2 separate regions of the Homo sapiens genome follow, and region 2 is linked to region 1. The links are chromatin contacts, found by Hi-C or POLR2A ChIA-PET in ENCODE. All regions are on one chromosome and are shown on one strand. Each heading gives the region's core, a stretch centred on a gene start or an enhancer-like site at or near the end of the contact. The rest is flanking DNA. Distances are from core to core; before and after follow the strand shown.

The links. A loop is a pair of places that touch in the nucleus more often than their neighbours do. ChIA-PET counts read pairs that join two places held with the same protein, here RNA polymerase II (POLR2A). Pooled maps may share reads with other maps.
Region 2: a pooled map shows a loop between it and region 1 (8-fold over the local background). The contact joins the enhancer-like site here to the promoter of KLF3-AS1 in region 1. A Hi-C loop is called at or near these places in 2 of 168 maps with a recorded cell type or tissue (endothelial cell of hepatic sinusoid and endothelial cell of umbilical vein) and 2 of 50 pooled maps. POLR2A ChIA-PET finds 5 or more read pairs at or near these places in 2 of 52 experiments (H1 and endothelial cell of umbilical vein).

What each region holds. Positions count from the first base shown.
Region 1 is chr4:38,661,512-38,669,178 of GRCh38, forward strand. It overlaps KLF3-AS1 (KLF3 antisense RNA 1), which reads right to left and starts at 3,382. Exons shown (of 16, transcript NR_171644.1): 1 at 3,283-3,382. KLF3 (KLF transcription factor 3) reads left to right here and starts at 2,688. Exons shown (of 6, transcript NM_016531.6): 1 at 2,688-2,950. RefSeq lists enhancers at 556-877, 4,912-5,762, 5,763-6,612, 5,802-5,851, silencers at 1,589-2,108, 2,139-2,408, 2,419-3,018, 3,079-3,428 and a promoter at 2,148-2,950.
Region 2 is chr4:37,662,745-37,670,411 of GRCh38, forward strand. All of the region lies in intron 1 of RELL1 (RELT like 1), which reads right to left. Among named protein-coding and RNA genes, the nearest start is that of RELL1, 20 kb to the right of the region's middle. RefSeq lists a silencer at 863-1,157 and enhancers at 3,325-4,524, 3,807-4,364. Within about 2 kb of position 3,839, at least 21 of the 41 ENCODE cell types and tissues checked have a DNase peak (open chromatin) inside an H3K27ac peak, as active enhancers do; they include endothelial cell of umbilical vein, where a contact is called at or near this core.

The sequences.
Region 1 (7,667 bases), core at 2,132-4,631:
TGGAAAGGGCACTCTTACTCCCGTGCTCCAATGCCTTTTTCATGCTTCAGCCCATACTACAAACAGGATGACAGGATGACCAACAAGACATGGTGGCAACAGGCTGGGCCAGCATAGTGGCCAGAGAGTGGGTAGTGACCAAGGAGGTCCAGGACTCAGTGAAACATGGGCTATGCCCTGCTAGCGAGAAGAAAGGCTTAGGTGCTTCTGTTGGGGTTTTGTTTTTTTTTTGTTTTGTTTTGGTTTTTTTTTTTTTTTTGACAGAGTCTCACTCTGTTCAGTGGTGACATGATCTCAGCTCACTACAACCTCCACCTCTTGAATTCAAGCAATCACCCTGTCTCAGCCTCCCTACATAGCTAGGATTACAGGCGTGCGCCGCCATGCCTAATTTTTGTAATTTCCGTAGAGACGATGTTTCGCCAACTTGGCCAGACTGGTCTCGAACTCCTGGCCTCAAGTGATCCACCCAACTCGGCCTCCCAAAGTGCTGGGATTACAGGCGTGAGCGACCGCGCCCCACCCTGTTGGGCACTTTGAAGAATGATGGTGTCCTTCACTGAGCTACCCAGCACTAGATAGATTCATTTCCGACAAGTTGCATTTGAGCAGCTTCCCACAGGGCACCGAACACAGTGTTCACTAATTAACTGTTTAAAATGGCTTTTCTTCTCCTTTGCCGCCTGCCCCTTCCATATCAAAACCACTCCCTTCTTATCTTGGGTCACACTTTTCTCCGACAGGCCTATTTCGCTCTTCCCCTTTGCGTCCACACCCACATGAACAAGGTAAAAAACATGGTTTATGTGCTTCAAGTTCTCGTCACTGTGTCCCTGGAGAAAAAAACGTACTTTTTTGAGCACCTACTATGAGCCAGTTTCACCAGCCATTCCTAGCACGGTGTTCCGCTAATGCAAACCTTAAGGCAGCCAATCAGCCATTTAATGATGTCAGTGATCAATAAATGGCAATTAGTAATTGACACGAATCCAACTCTTTTTTTTTCTGGAATGTCTTTTATTCATTATGAAGAAAAAAAAAACTCACACCCTTTACATTTTAAAGATGAAGCTTATGGGACAGCACGACGTCCCATGAGCCGGCGTCGGTTCTGGGTATCCTCCACGTGGCCTTTCCTGGACTTGCGTTATTTAAAATATGCGATTTCACTACTTGAGGTTACCGAGTACTAATTTTACAATACTGTGTAGCTACATGAAGCGGCTCGAAATATACTATTATCACTCCGTTTTAAGCAGCACGATGTCTGGATGAAGCATCAAAGCGAGATGGGTCAACTTAAAGGGCCTTTAAAACATCTTGAAGCAATAATAAGCCATACACTGAAGCAGGGGCGGTTTTAAACATTACACAGAACTTAAAACAATCGAACGAATTCGTCCTTTGTTCTTTTTATTACATTAATTATTACATTAATACTGTTTAAAAAGAAACTCAAAAGGCATTAAACTTAGGTACCAATCTACACAAAGTCCTCGAAGGGGCCTGGCTTGGACCGAACGCGCTTTTGTGCCGCCCCGCTCGCTCGCAGCACCCTGAAGGCCACTGAGCTTAGGGCGCTAGGTCCCTAGAAGCGACTTGAAATGAGGGGGTCGCCAGGCCAGGCCCTCGCTCTGCAGGGGAGGATCCGACCAAAGTTTGCCAAGTTTCCAGGCAAGCCCAACTGCGCAAATGCCGCTTTTTAGCTCCAGCGGCAGGCCTGGCCCGTGGGAGTTTTGCCCCAGGGGTCTCCGGGCCTTCAAAGAAAAGTCCCACGAGGTGGGGGGCGCCGCCTGGGCCGCCGGCCAGGGGGACCCGTCGCCCCAGGGCACAAAGAAAGAGCGCGCCTACAGGGTGTCCCCTGACCCCGGCGACTCGGGGCCAGGGAGGCTCGGCGCGCCCCAGCGGCCGCTCTTCCCCTCCCGAACCCGCCCGGCCCACTCGCTCCTGCACCGCGGCCGCCTCGGCTCGGCTTTTCTCTTGCAGTGAGCTGAGTGCGCTCAGCCGAGGAGGGGCCGCGCCGCGCCGCGCCGGCCGCGGGGCCCAGCCCTTCCCGCCGCGCCCGGGGCCGCCCTTCCCGCTGGAGCCGGCTGATCGATGGCCCTGGCAGCCCGCGCCCCCCGCCTCGGCTCGCCCGCGAGCCCGGCTGTGTGTTTTGGAAGCAGCGCAGCGGGCCGCAGCCGTGTGACGCCCGGAGCGGGCAGCGCCGCCCTTCCTTCCCCCCGGGCTCGGGCGGCGGCGCGGCGGCTGGGCCGGGCGGGAGGGCTGGCGGGGCGCGGACTCCGGGGAGGAGGGCGCGGGGAGGGGACGCGGGCGGGGACGCGGGCGGGGGGCGGAGGCCGCGCCGCGCACGCCCAGCCCCACGGCCGCGCCGCGCCTCGTGGGACAGGTTGGGCCGGCGGGGCGGCGCCCGGCTCCGGGGAATAATGAGTGTCTGTCAGGCCGTCCCCGGGTGACTGGGCGGGGCGGGGCGGAGGCGGCGCGGGAGGCGGGGGTGGCGGGGGAAGGGCGCAGGGCGGGGTGCGTGTTTGCGCGAGTGACTCGGCCGACCCCTCCGGCGGCTGCCTCCACCCAAGTGGGTGGGGACCCGCCCAGCCCGGGCGGCCGCGGCGGCTCCCTCTCCCCTCCCTGACCCTCCCACCCCGGGTCCCAGCCTCTACTTACCCCGCCAGCCCCGGGAGGCTCGCAGAGCGAGCGGCGCCGGCGTCATGTGACTGCCCGGAGTTGGTGCCAGGAGCCAGAGGGGAGCCAGGAGCGGAGCCGCGCGGAGCCGGGGCCCGAGCCGGAGCGCAGCGAGAGCGCCCGCCGCACGCGCGCCCGTCCCCGTCCCCTGCGGCCGCCAACGCCGCCCGGACTGGAGCCCTGACATTGCTGCGCTCGGGGGGCTCCAGGCAGCCCGTATCGGGGCCTTTATTTCTCGTCGGCGGCGCCCTGCACCGCGCCTCGCAAAGTAAGTCCCGTCTCCCTCACCTCTGCTCCGCACCCTGGTCCCTGCCGCCCCCCTCCTCGGCCAGTCTGGTTTCATTTTTTCTCCTGGAGGGGGCCGCGGGGAATGGGTCGGGGGTGCAGCGCTGGTGTTGGGGGGGGCGCCTGCGGGCTTGGGAAAGTGTGGCGGCTACACTTAGCCGGGGTGGGGGCGGAGAGCAAGCAAGGAGGAGGGGGTCACGGGTTCGCGGTGAAAAGTGAGGGGTTGAGGCGAGGCACCGTGCGGACCCCGGGTGCGGGGGAGCGGGGCTGGCAGCGCCCGCCGCCGTCCCGGGCAGGGCGCGGGCGGGGGCTCACCTGTGTGGTCCCCGGCCTCCTCCCGCCCGCTCACGATTCCCTCCAAAGCCCCAGAAATCTCCGTGCTCTCCGCGTGTGGCAACGTTGTTTGGAGAAAGGTAGCGCCGCGGCCGCGCGCTCCTGCTCCTCCCCCTCCCGGTGCCCCCCCACCACCACCACAACCCAGGCTCCCGCGTCCTTCCCCTCCCCTCCCTCCGCCCGCGCCCCCCGCCGCCCCCCTCCCAGGACACGGCGCGCGGCCGCTCGCCCGCCACAGCAAACTTGGAGCAGTCTCCCGGCCCTCTGGAAAGAAACTTAGGGCAATTGGGATTGGAGGCAGCATCCCATTCTCGGTTCTGGAGCCCAGGAGCTGCCAGGGCGTCTGGATCCTCCGGGGCAGGAGAAATGAGCTGGTCGGGTTTGGAGAGTCTTCCTGGGGGCATGGAGAGAACCTGCCGCAGTGCCTGGAGCAAGGATTGCAGCGTGGCTGAAGGCGGAAGACGCCTTAGGCAACTGCCTGCAGCCGAGCCTGATGGGGACCCAGGGACAGATCCCTGGATCAGGACCCATGGGACCTACCTAACATTTCCAAGTGGCTTTCTTAGAGATGGCAGATGAGATCTGGAATTGTCATATTCATTTTTTTGGGCAGATAGCTACTGACAAGGAGAAGCACTTTTCTGGTTTAAATTTTATAGCAGTATACAATAATACTAGAAGAATGTGAATGAGACTTATTTTTAATAAGTCAAGTTAAACGGAAATTGGAAATTGCTCACCTTCTTGTATTTCACTAAAATAAACATTTTACACTTAACCACTGAATTTCTTACTCAGAATTTATGTTTCCATTAATATCACCCAAGACATTTTAAATATATTGATTATATTCTCACAAGAGTCTGGTATATGGGAAAAAGTATGAAGTGGTATTCTGACAAGTACCTGAAATGTGCCAGCAAAATCAAGTGGGGAATAGGCCAGTTGTTCATTATAGGTTTTTCCACACAGCAGTTTTGTGCTATCCTTTTCTGTACGAATTTGAGGAGCATTTTTATAAGAGAAATTCATCTGGATGATCTGCCTCACCCTAGGGAAGAAGACTTGCTTTTAGGGGAAAAAACAATCTGCTAGCATTAATATCTACAAATTTTTTGGAGTTAGTAATAGTGTTTAAGGAAAGTGTCCACGAGTGATTTCTTCTGGTTTGAAAAGAGGTATGTTAGTTGACCTTAGGCTGTTAATAGAAACCTGAAATTAGATGTTCGATTAAATTAAACTCCCTAGAGAAACTGGTATCTTCATTTCTGCAGTCAGTGGGCTTTGCTGCAGAACTATTTATTAGAAGAAAAAAACCTAATGTACTATCGGTAAGTTCAATGATGATACATTGTAAAGAACATTTAGCTTGCATGAAAGGGAATGCAAGTACAAAAATCTCAACATGGGAATAACAAAGAAAAGTAACTGCTTAGACCACAAAACCTTGTCAGGTACAAAACGACAACAGAGTTTTGCAGAAAGCTATTGTTTTATTCACTGCAAAGTTTCTAAATTAAAACCCAATCTTCTTGTTGCTATGGGCACAGTGATGCTCTTTTTTTCCTTTTTTTTTCTTTTTTTTTTTCCTTACCTGTACTTAGTCTGCACACACCACATTCTTAAATCTCTGATAACGTAAGCTTGAGTTAAACAGTCCTGGCTAACAAAGTAAAGAGAAATAATGGGAAAGGAACTGTGAATGGATTTTACTATCTTAAAAATAACCCAAAGGGAAAATAGACATTTTAGAATGACTTCTAGAAATTAGTACTCTGGTGTACAGATTGCATAATAATTTTTAGATAAATGTCAGGAACAGAATCACATTCTTAAAAGGCGAATTTCTATAAACGTGTGTATATGTTGAACAGATGAGCAGCTCTGCAAAGATGTGTATAACTGCATTTGAAAAAGACAGTGAAAATTTTGGGTTACTGTAGATGTCCCACAGTCTGTCTTGGAATTTAGTTCTGTGACTAAAGGAGGCTTACAGTTGCTCCAATTTTGGTTCTGTGGGGTACCCCAATTGTAATCTGAATTCCTAACAGCAGTGCTCTATCTTTTTTCCTCTTGATGCACTGAGGCTGAACCATAATCATTACCCTAACTCGGAATTTGATCTGAGCTAGGGACTAGCCATTGGAATGGGGCAGAAAGGGACAAAAGAAATCAGGAGGGAGGCTAGTGTTCATTAGGAAGGTCTCTGCTGCTTGAATATGATAAAATCACATTTCACTTATGATGTTTACTGTATGTGGCAGCTCTTATTTGTAAATAGGGCAGGTCCCCTGTATAAAGCTGGTGTTATTATTCACACCCGTAGAACAAACACCTCCACCCCCCTGTTGTTGTCTTAAAAAACTCCAGCTGCTCATGAATATAGGGTCAGGGAGGGCCGGCTAAATGTTTCTCTGTGCTTTCTCTCCAGCACAGCCAGCAGAGCTGTTTCCTGTTCTTTGTTTCAAGGCTGGGGTTTGCGTCATACATTCCAAGTGGCATATGTGTGCTCTTTCCTGTTTCAGGCTGTTTTCTGGTAGATCAGTAGCCCAGACCAGGCTGAGGTCCCTGCCCCTAAACTCCGTATCCCCACCCATGGAGTTATCATGTCTCTACACACTTGATATTGCTTAAGACGCCTGTGTTATGTCATAATGAGAAGTCAGTTAACCTTTTTACGTACACCCTTTGCTCCACTGCATTTGTCTGGGTGAATAAATGCTTTTACCTTTTTAAATTTTTTATTGCTAGATTGTGATTTGGGGAAACGTGGGTCCATCCTGGCAAAGAAACCTAAAGGAGTTTTGTTTGTATTTGTTTGTAATTCTTGTGTTGAAGTGGTTAGGGCGTTTGTTTTAAGATAGGCATTTTGCCCTGAAGCTGTCAATTTTGGATCAGGATTAACACCTTACAGTTTAGAAGACCTAGCATTATCTGAAAGATGTGGCCCACCCTCGTTCACGTTTAACCCAGGCTGCTCCAGGTGGCTTCCGTGGATGGAGAATTTAAGCAATGTTGGCAGCCTGGCTTTAGTTTAAGTCTTGCTTATGTTTGGAAGGAGAAATCTTTAGAAAAATCATTGAAGCAAAGCCTAAGACATTGAGAAAATCCCGGGATTATTTCTTTTTAAGGACAAAGATTTAAATATCAGGATAATGTTTTAAGGACAAAGATTTCACTGTGCAATATTCTACACCTCATTTCCAACCCGTTTTTAAGAATTAAAAAGCTCAAAGGAGAACTGGCATTAACAAATTCATTTAATGCTAGATTGTTTGGAAAATTTTAATCTTCTATTTTGAAAACAAGAAGAATGCTCTTCTCATTTTTGTTTTACAATAATATTTTTCATTTTTTAAAAATATTCTATCAGTTGTGGGTTAATGAATTTCTAGGATAACTATTTAAGACCTGCCTTAATATTAGTTTTCTGTTGGTTCTTGAGAAACTAAGATTTAAGGAAATATTTGCTTGAAAAAGAAAAGTTTTGGAAAGTGCTTTTGTAAACTTACTTGGGGATTTTTTTTTTTTAATCAAAAGGAATCATCTACAGCATCTCTGTGGAATTAATTTAAAGAGTTGCTGAAGCAGCAAATCAGGCTCTCTTCTCCCCAAAATTGATGATAATGGTGCGTTTTAAATGTCACATTCCACCACATTCTTTATGTATAAATGGAAAATATAAAATATGATATTAAGAGAGTTATTAGTATCAAATAGTTGGCTACTGATAACCTTCTATGAAAAAAGCTGGGAGTTTTAGAAGTCCCAATAACTTCTTTCTCCTTTGGGAAAAGCAGCTGGAAATACTTAGCTGACCTGTAGGACAAGAGACTTTTAAGCTTAAAATTCATAAGTAACTCCAATCGAAGCAGGTTTTTTTGTTTGTTTTGGTTCCAAAGTTGTTAACAATCTAACTAGGTTTGGTAAACAGAGTCTTTATTTGGCTTTCCCCAAATTCTTTCTTCTCTCTTTTGCAGGGAGATGAAGTGGTTAATAGAGATAATTAGGGTCTAATATATTCTATCAGAAAAAAATTCTGCAAGCTTCTAAATGCTAAGCTGAATAGTTGGGGAAAATTATCCTATCTTATAGTTGCTATGATTACCAGAAAGATGGGAACAAGAGTTTTAATTTCTTAACCATATAAATCATGATTCCTAATTTAATTTCATTGTGTCTCCATCGCCCCTTGAGATACTTGCCTTCTTAATATTTTCAAATCAACATTTTTGCTATAAAACGACAGATTTCTTAGGCAGCATTTCTTGTTCTCTGTTTTCACACCCAGTTGAGTTTAAGAAAAATAAAATACACACAACCTCATTCTTTAAGGTACTAGGAATTACAATTACATTATTCTGGAA
Region 2 (7,667 bases), core at 2,589-5,088, 1.0 Mb before region 1:
GATGACAGCTACAGCCACCCCCATCCCCCCATCTTCCCCCACCTCCCACCTCGCCCAAAGCTCCGTCTTGGGAGGAAATTAACTCTAGGATCCCGGTGTCTTGAGAGGCCAAGGACCTCAACTTCTGGACTCTTCCAGAGTATCTCAAACAATGGTTTGCATTCAGGATACAACAGAAGGCTCATCTGACCTGGCCTCACCCCAGACTGGAGCAAGGTCAGCTTGCCAGTTATTTGCTTTGGGATACAGGCCAGGAAGCCACCAACTGTGCCTCTAAGACAGAAGACTGAGGAGATTCCCACAGACCCTCACTGATGGCTGCACACATCAGTGGGGTCCTCAGAGAGGGGCGTGAGGAAAAGCAATACCCGTGGGGCTCAAGGACTGGGAGGGCTCCCTGCTGACTCTCTCCCCATCTTCTTTTCCTGTTCTCCAGCCCCTCCCTCCCTCTTTCGCTGCCCCTCCTCCTTTTGCTATTTTTGGTGCTGTCCATTTGGGGACTTTTCCAAAGTCTTTATTTACTGATAGCACCGTCTGTCTCCTGGGAAGGGGCTGGGTGGCTGCACAACAGGAATGGAGAGAGCCTCTGACTAATGGCTCTTGCGAACCTTTAAAATTACACATTATGTCCACTCAAGAAAGAAATGGAATTCTGAAGAAGTCATTTGTTTGAAGTGACCTTAAAGCAACAGGGCTTCAGAAATCTAATATTTGCTTCAGATTATTTCTGAAAGGTGGTACGTCATAAAGAATGAGTTGCTACTTTAATTGTCAATCGCAGCATTCACACGGGGTGTTAGTGGTGTCAGGCAGTGTTCTGGATGCTTCCTGGGCAATCTCATTCTTCCCTCGCAGCATCTGTAAGGAAGCATCTCTCATTACCCCCATTCGCAGATGAGGAAAATGAGGCACACGGGTTCAATAACAAGCCTCGGTGTGTAGGAGGACAGGATCCAACCCAGACAATGGAATCCCGGGGCCCACACTCTTAGCCATGTTGCTTAACAGTGTCTGTAAGTGGCGGTGGCCTTGGGTTTTATCTAGTGACACATGCATTTAGGTGGCTTTGTTAAACTGTCACCAATGAACCACACAGCTGGGCTGCATACAGGTCAACATTCACCCACCCAAGGCCCTTAAACACTAAGAAGCTGCCTCTCTCCAATGACCCTATGATATACGATTAACACTGGAACTTGCACATATCTTCTTCTGGTGTAAAAATCATCTTCATAAAAAAAAGACTGAAGTCAGCTGTAGGTGAATGAAATTTGTAGTGGCTTCATTTTTTAAAAACCTTCATAGCACAAAATTTCCCAATATTAATTTTAACTGCAAAAAACAAAAGATCGACCGGGCGCAGTGGCTCATGCCTGTAATCCCAGCACTTTGGGAGGCCGAGGCAGGTGGATCACAAGGTCAAGAGATCAAGACCATCCTGGCCAACATGGTGAAACCCCGTCTCTACTAAAAATACAAAAATTAGCTGGGCATGGTGGCACGTGCCTGTAGTCCCAGCTGCTTGGGAGGCTGGGGCAGGAGAATTGCTTGAACCCGGGTTGAACCTGGGAGGCAGGGCTTGCAGTGAGCTGAGATCCCATCACTGTGACAGAGTGAGACTCCATCTCAAAAAAAAAAAAAAATCACTCATGTATAACTACTTCATCTCCCTCTATAACTATCATAAAGGTAAAAGTAAAAGACCTTTCTCTAGCTATTGAAAAGCACCTTATTCACAGATGCATGTGTTCACATTATTGCTCAAAAACTGTTATTCAGTGGTTGCCACAAACATAATTTGTACTAGCAATGTTAATTACATGGCATCTAAAAATCTTTCAGAAAAAATATTTAAAAAGAAAGGAGAGGAATAAAGAAAATTTTCAATCATACACATGAGATAGGGACACACAGTACAAGATATAAAAGTTCCCACCCAAATAACACACTTTTCAATGCACTTTCACATTCATTCTTTTATTTGAAATCCCTAATCCCAAGAAGTTAGGTAATATCATCATTCTGTAAATAAATCAGTGGCCTACATGATATCACTGGGTCGAGGCAGAGAAATGAGCCAAGCAGAAGAACCAAAGCTTAGGAGGACATTTTCCCCACCCACCTCACTACAACAGCGCACCACTCAGACATACCACGGTCAAAGGCAGGAATCCCAGCAGGACACAGAACTCGCCGGAAAACCCTGACTGAAGTCAAACACCTCTTTCCCTAAGTGGAGGTGGGGAAGTGAAGGTTTGTACCTCTAATCCCTAACACAGTTCCTGCAACACAGTAGGAGTGCCTGAAACATCTGCTGCAGCAATGTTATATGTGAAAGCAAATTCTCTCATTGCAGAAGGGCTCCTGGGTAATCAATCAAGTCCCCAAGTTCACAGTAACTTTATAAGCAGTTTTGTTAAGATCCTATTTGGTAGAACAGAATATCCAGTGTACTTACACCCCATTTGCCAAATGCCAACAGTTTTTACAAACATAAATAAGTAGATTCTTTTCAGAGCTGGACAACTGATACACCCCACTGCTTCACCCCCTTGTTGGGTAAGTCCTTTCTGAAGGATGTAAATATACCAGCATGCTCCTGGGTTCATCGAAATCAACAGAAGTTTCCAGTTTGCAAAGATCCAAAAGAAAGGCTATAAATAGCAGCACATTCCTAAACCCAGCTTGGGGAACTAGCTCTCAACTGGATTTTCACAGGACTCCAATTCATCCCCAACTGCCAGATCCATAAGGGGACGCTAAATCCGAGCTTACACAACCTCACCAAAGGCTACTGCCCAATTTCCACGTGGCTGCGAGTCCTAACAGAACTGTTCATGTATATTCCTTGCAAGAGGCCAACCAAGAACTAGGTTAGAAATTATTTAAACTATGGGAGGAAGTCTAAGTAGCAAGGGCCAGAAAAAAACCATCAAATAGGAGGAAACACGCCATCTCAGCCTGTCTCCAGTAGCAACGGGAAGAAATGGGGTCAAAGGGGTGCTCCTTTAGGAAATCAGTGAATTCCCTGAAGCTTACAGAGAGCTGGTGCAGGAAACCAGTCCTTGGGGAGCTAGATCCCTGGTTTCTGGGCACAACTGGCACCTGTCAGGGTTAGAAGTCCAGCCAAGTCATTTCTACCCTGCAGAATAGGACATAAACTAATCACATGGGGAAAAAATGGGTGGTGCTGAGCTGGCTGGAGGGAAGCAAGGGCGTCAGAAAGGAAGACTGGCCCAGCACCCGACCAGGCAGAGGGAGAAAGAGAGATGGTGACTGATGCCCCTGTGGAGTGTTGGGGGTTTATGATTTCCAGATCCAGGGCCTCTAGGATGCTCAACTACTTTACCACCAACTGCTAACAGCCACTAACCTTTACTGGAATTTTTACTTACATTATCATTTCTTATCTCTACAACTCTGAGATAGGTGTTAATATTAAACCCATCTTAGAAATGGAGATGATCAAGAACAAAGTATTGAAGCTGAAGTCACTCATCTGGGAAATGGCTGGGCCAACATTTGAACCAAGGTCTGTTGCACGCAGGGCCAACTCTGAAGCAAGACTACTCCCTATGAAGCATGGAAGCAAAAGCAGAAACTGGCTTTTTTCTTGGCTGCACTGTGTTCAATTTGTTTCCTAGCTGTGAAGCCCCAGGCAAGGTCAATTAGCATCTCTGTGCCTCAGTTTCCTCATCCATAAAATAATAATAGTTTCTAAGCCTTATATGAGATTACTAGGGTTTATCCAAGTTAAGACTTGATAAATGCTAGCCATTATTGCTGTGATTATTATTATCTGTGGTAATAAGAGCAAAGCAGTTGCTATCCTCACCAAGCTCACAGCTCAGCTGGGGATATAAAATCAAACATCCAGAAAAGGACAAGGAATCACATGAGCTGGGCTGGAAGGGGCAGTGTTAAATGTGGGGTGCAGAAAAGATAAGCCCTGGGGGTGAGTGAGCAGCGACCACACAGCACTGCTCAGGTGGTACCACAAGGCCAGGCAGGCACCCACATCCCCACATGCAAGCCAGTGTTTCTCTTCCTTCCAGGAACAGGAAGCAGATAATGACTAAACAGAGAACTACAAAAGTCCTAAACGAAGGGTTTTCCAATTAGTCACAGGTTAGGTCGGGCAATGTTCCTGCAAGACAGGCACGTGGGCTGGCTTCTGAGAACATAGGAACTGGAAAAGGAAGGTGAGTAAATGTTGAGCTCCAAGGATCTGTCCCGGCTGAAGTCCCCTGGTGTGAAGTCCCCGCTACTGCTGTTAGAGAAAGGGCAAAGTAAAGGAGGGAGTAGGAAAGAAAATAAAGGTCACTTCAGAAAAGGCAAACGAAGGAAAGATTGAACAGAAGTAACCAGGAAAACCCTAGACGTAGGGAAGTCAATGTTAAAGAAGAGAAATGAATGTCACTAGCATGAAACCCAAACAAGAACTCTGAAAACCAGTAGCAACCAGTGAGACACACAGAAAAAAATACTATTAATAATAGTCACATATTGATGTATAATGTGTACAGTTACTATTTCAAGCATTTTTCAGATATTAACTCATTTCATCCTTACAATAACTCTATGGGGTAGCTTCTATTATTTCCAGCCCCATTTAAAGATGTAAAACTACAGAACAGAGAGGTTAAGTAACCTATGCCAGGTCACACAGGTAGCAAGTATCAAAGGTGACTTTAATCCAGGCAGCCTGGCTCCAGAACTCCACACTCTGCTCCATTACTGCTGAAATGTGAGGGCTCACAGTTTCAACATTCAGTAAAAGTCCATGGAATGGGATTCTCCATAGCTCATCTCTATTATAGATACTACAGGGTTCACGTAGTAGAGTTAGAGAAGGTAGAAAACCTACAGATAATCATTATCCCTGTAACACAGCAATAAATCTACAATGACAGAATGGCATTTCCTAGTGAGTCAGTTATTAGGAAGAGAAGGTACATTTAAAAGTTACGTTCTTTCCAAGTCAATTTATCTTTTTTTTTAACCAAGTGCTAATTGTTAAAAAGTAATTCTGCTGCCATTTGTAAGATACAAAATTAAAATGCTACCCTGATCTACATATAACACTGATGAAACAGTTGGTTACTTCTCAGAAATCCTAAACTTCCTTTGCACTCTTAAAACAATAGAAACACTTTGTATGAAGGGATCAGATTTGTCATCACCCACTTTGTCCAAAATGATCTCAATTGTGAATGAAAAATGTTAAGTGAAAAAAAAACACATACAAAGCAGTATTTAGAGCTTAAATGGTCCCAGTTTTTATAAGAAAAAAAAAGACATCAAAATGTTATCAAAGTGGTAAGATTATAAGTCATTTTTTTTCTTTAGTGTTTTGTGTCTTAGCATTCCCCACATTTCCTTTTATTTTAATTATTCACAGTAAAATCACAAAATGTTTTTCAAAAAAGGGAGGAGGTATGCACAGAAAAAAAGGAACCCCCTCCCCCTCCCCCTCCCCCTCTCCCTCTCCCCTCTTTCCACGGTCTCCCTCTGATACCGAGCCGAAGCTGGACTGTACTGCTGCCATGTCGGCTCACTGCAACCTCCCTGCCTGATTCTCCTGCCTCAGCCTGCCGAGTGCCTGCGATTGTAGGCCCGCGCCGCCACGCCTGACTGGTTTTCGTATTTTTTGGGTGGAGACGGGGTTTCGCTGTGTTGGCCAGGCTGGTCTCCAGCTCCTAACCGCGAGTGATCCGCCAGCCTCGGCCTCCCGAGGTGCCGGGATTGCAGACGGAGTCTCCTTCACTCAGTGCTCAATGGTGCCCAGGCTGGAGTGCAGTGGCGTGATCTCGGCTCGCTACAACATCCACCTCCCAGCAGCCTGCCTTGGCCTCCCAAAGTGGCGAGATTGCAGCCTCTGCCCGGCCGCCACCCCGTCTGGGAAGTGAGGAGCGTCTCTGCCTGGCCGCCCATCGTCTGGGATGTGAGGAGCCCCTCTGCCTGGCTGCCCAGTCTGGAAAGTGAGGAGCATCTCTGCCCGGCCGCCATCCCATCTAGGAAGTGAGGAGCGCCTCTTCCCGGCCGCCACCCCATCTAGGAAGTGAGGAGCGTCTCTCCCCGGCCGCCCATCGTCTGAGATGTGGGGAGCGCCTCTGCCCTGTCGCCTCGTCCGGGATGTGAGGAGCGTCTCTGCCCGGCCGCCCCGTCTGAGAAGTGAGGAGACCCTCTGCCTGGCAACCGCCCTGTCTGAGAGGTGAGGAGCCCCTCTGCCCGGCCAGCCGCCCCATCCAGGAGAGAGGTGGGGGGGTCAGCCCCCCGCCTGGCCAGCCGCCCCGTCCGGGAGGGAGGTGGGGGGGTCAGCCCCCCGCCTGGCCAGCCGCCCCGTCTGGGAGGTGAGGGGCGCCTCTGCCCGGCCGCCCCTACTGGGAAGTGAGGAGCCCCTCTGCCCGGCCAGCCGCCCCGTCCGGGAGGGAGGTGGGGGGGGGGGTCAGCCCCCTGCCTGGCCAGCCGCCCCGTCCGGGAGGGAGGTGGGGGTCAGCCCCCCGCCCGGCCAGCCGCCCCATCCGGGAGGTGAGGGGAGCCTCTGCCCGGCCGCCTCTACTGGGAAGTGAGGAGCCCCTCTGCCTGGCCAGCCGCTCCCTCCGGGAGGGAGGTGGGGGGGTCAGTCCCCGGCCCGGCCAGCCGCCCCGTCCGGGAGGGAGGTGGGGGGGTCAGCCCCCCACCCGGCCAGCCACCCCGTCCGGGAGGTGAGGGGCGCCTCTGCCCGGCCACCCCTACTGGGAAGTGAGGAGCCCCTCTGCCCGGCCACCACCCTGTCTGGGAGGTGTACCCAACAGCTCATTGAGAACGGGCCATGATGACAATGGCAGTTTTGTGGAATAGAAAGGGGGGAAAGGTGGGGAAAAGATGGAGAAATCGGATGGTTGCCGTGTCTGTGTAGAAAGAGGTAGACATGGGAGACTTTTCATTTTGTTCTGTACGAAGAAAAATTCTTCTACCTTGGGATCCTGTTGATCTGTGACCTTACCCCCAACCCAACCCTGTGCTCTCTGCAACATGTGCTGTGTCCACTCAGGGTTAAATGGATTAAGGGCGGTGCAAGATGTGCTTTGTTAAACAGACGCTTGAAGGCAGCATGCTCGTTAAGAGTCATCACCACTCCCTAATCTCAAGTACCCAGGGACACAAACAATGCGGAAGGCCGCAGGGTCCTCTGCCTAGGAAAACCAGAGACCTTTGTTCACTTGTTTATCTGCTGACCTTCCCTCCACTATTGTCCTGTGACCCTGCCAAATCCCCCTCTGCGAGAAACACCCAAGAATGATCAATAAAAAAATAAATAAATAAATATAAAAAAAAAAAAAAGAAAGAAAAAAAGGAACCTGTTAAAAAAAATACCTCCCAAGTATAATTAACATTTATGTTTTCTTGCTGGAACTCTGGGGCATTTTTTTCTCTTTTTCTACTTTTTGCAGTTTCTAAAATGTCCTGATCATAATCGATAGTTTTTTTTTTTAACTGTAAGTAACAGTCAATGAGGAGCCATCATTACTATAAGGTTGAACCATATGAAATTGTCACTGTAGTGTCAGAGTAATATTAATAGTGTAGACAGCGGTAAACCAGGATACTGGAAATCCCTTAGTAAAGAGACTACTAAACCTACAATCCATCATATTGACATTTTAGATGTTTCCATTGGTTGG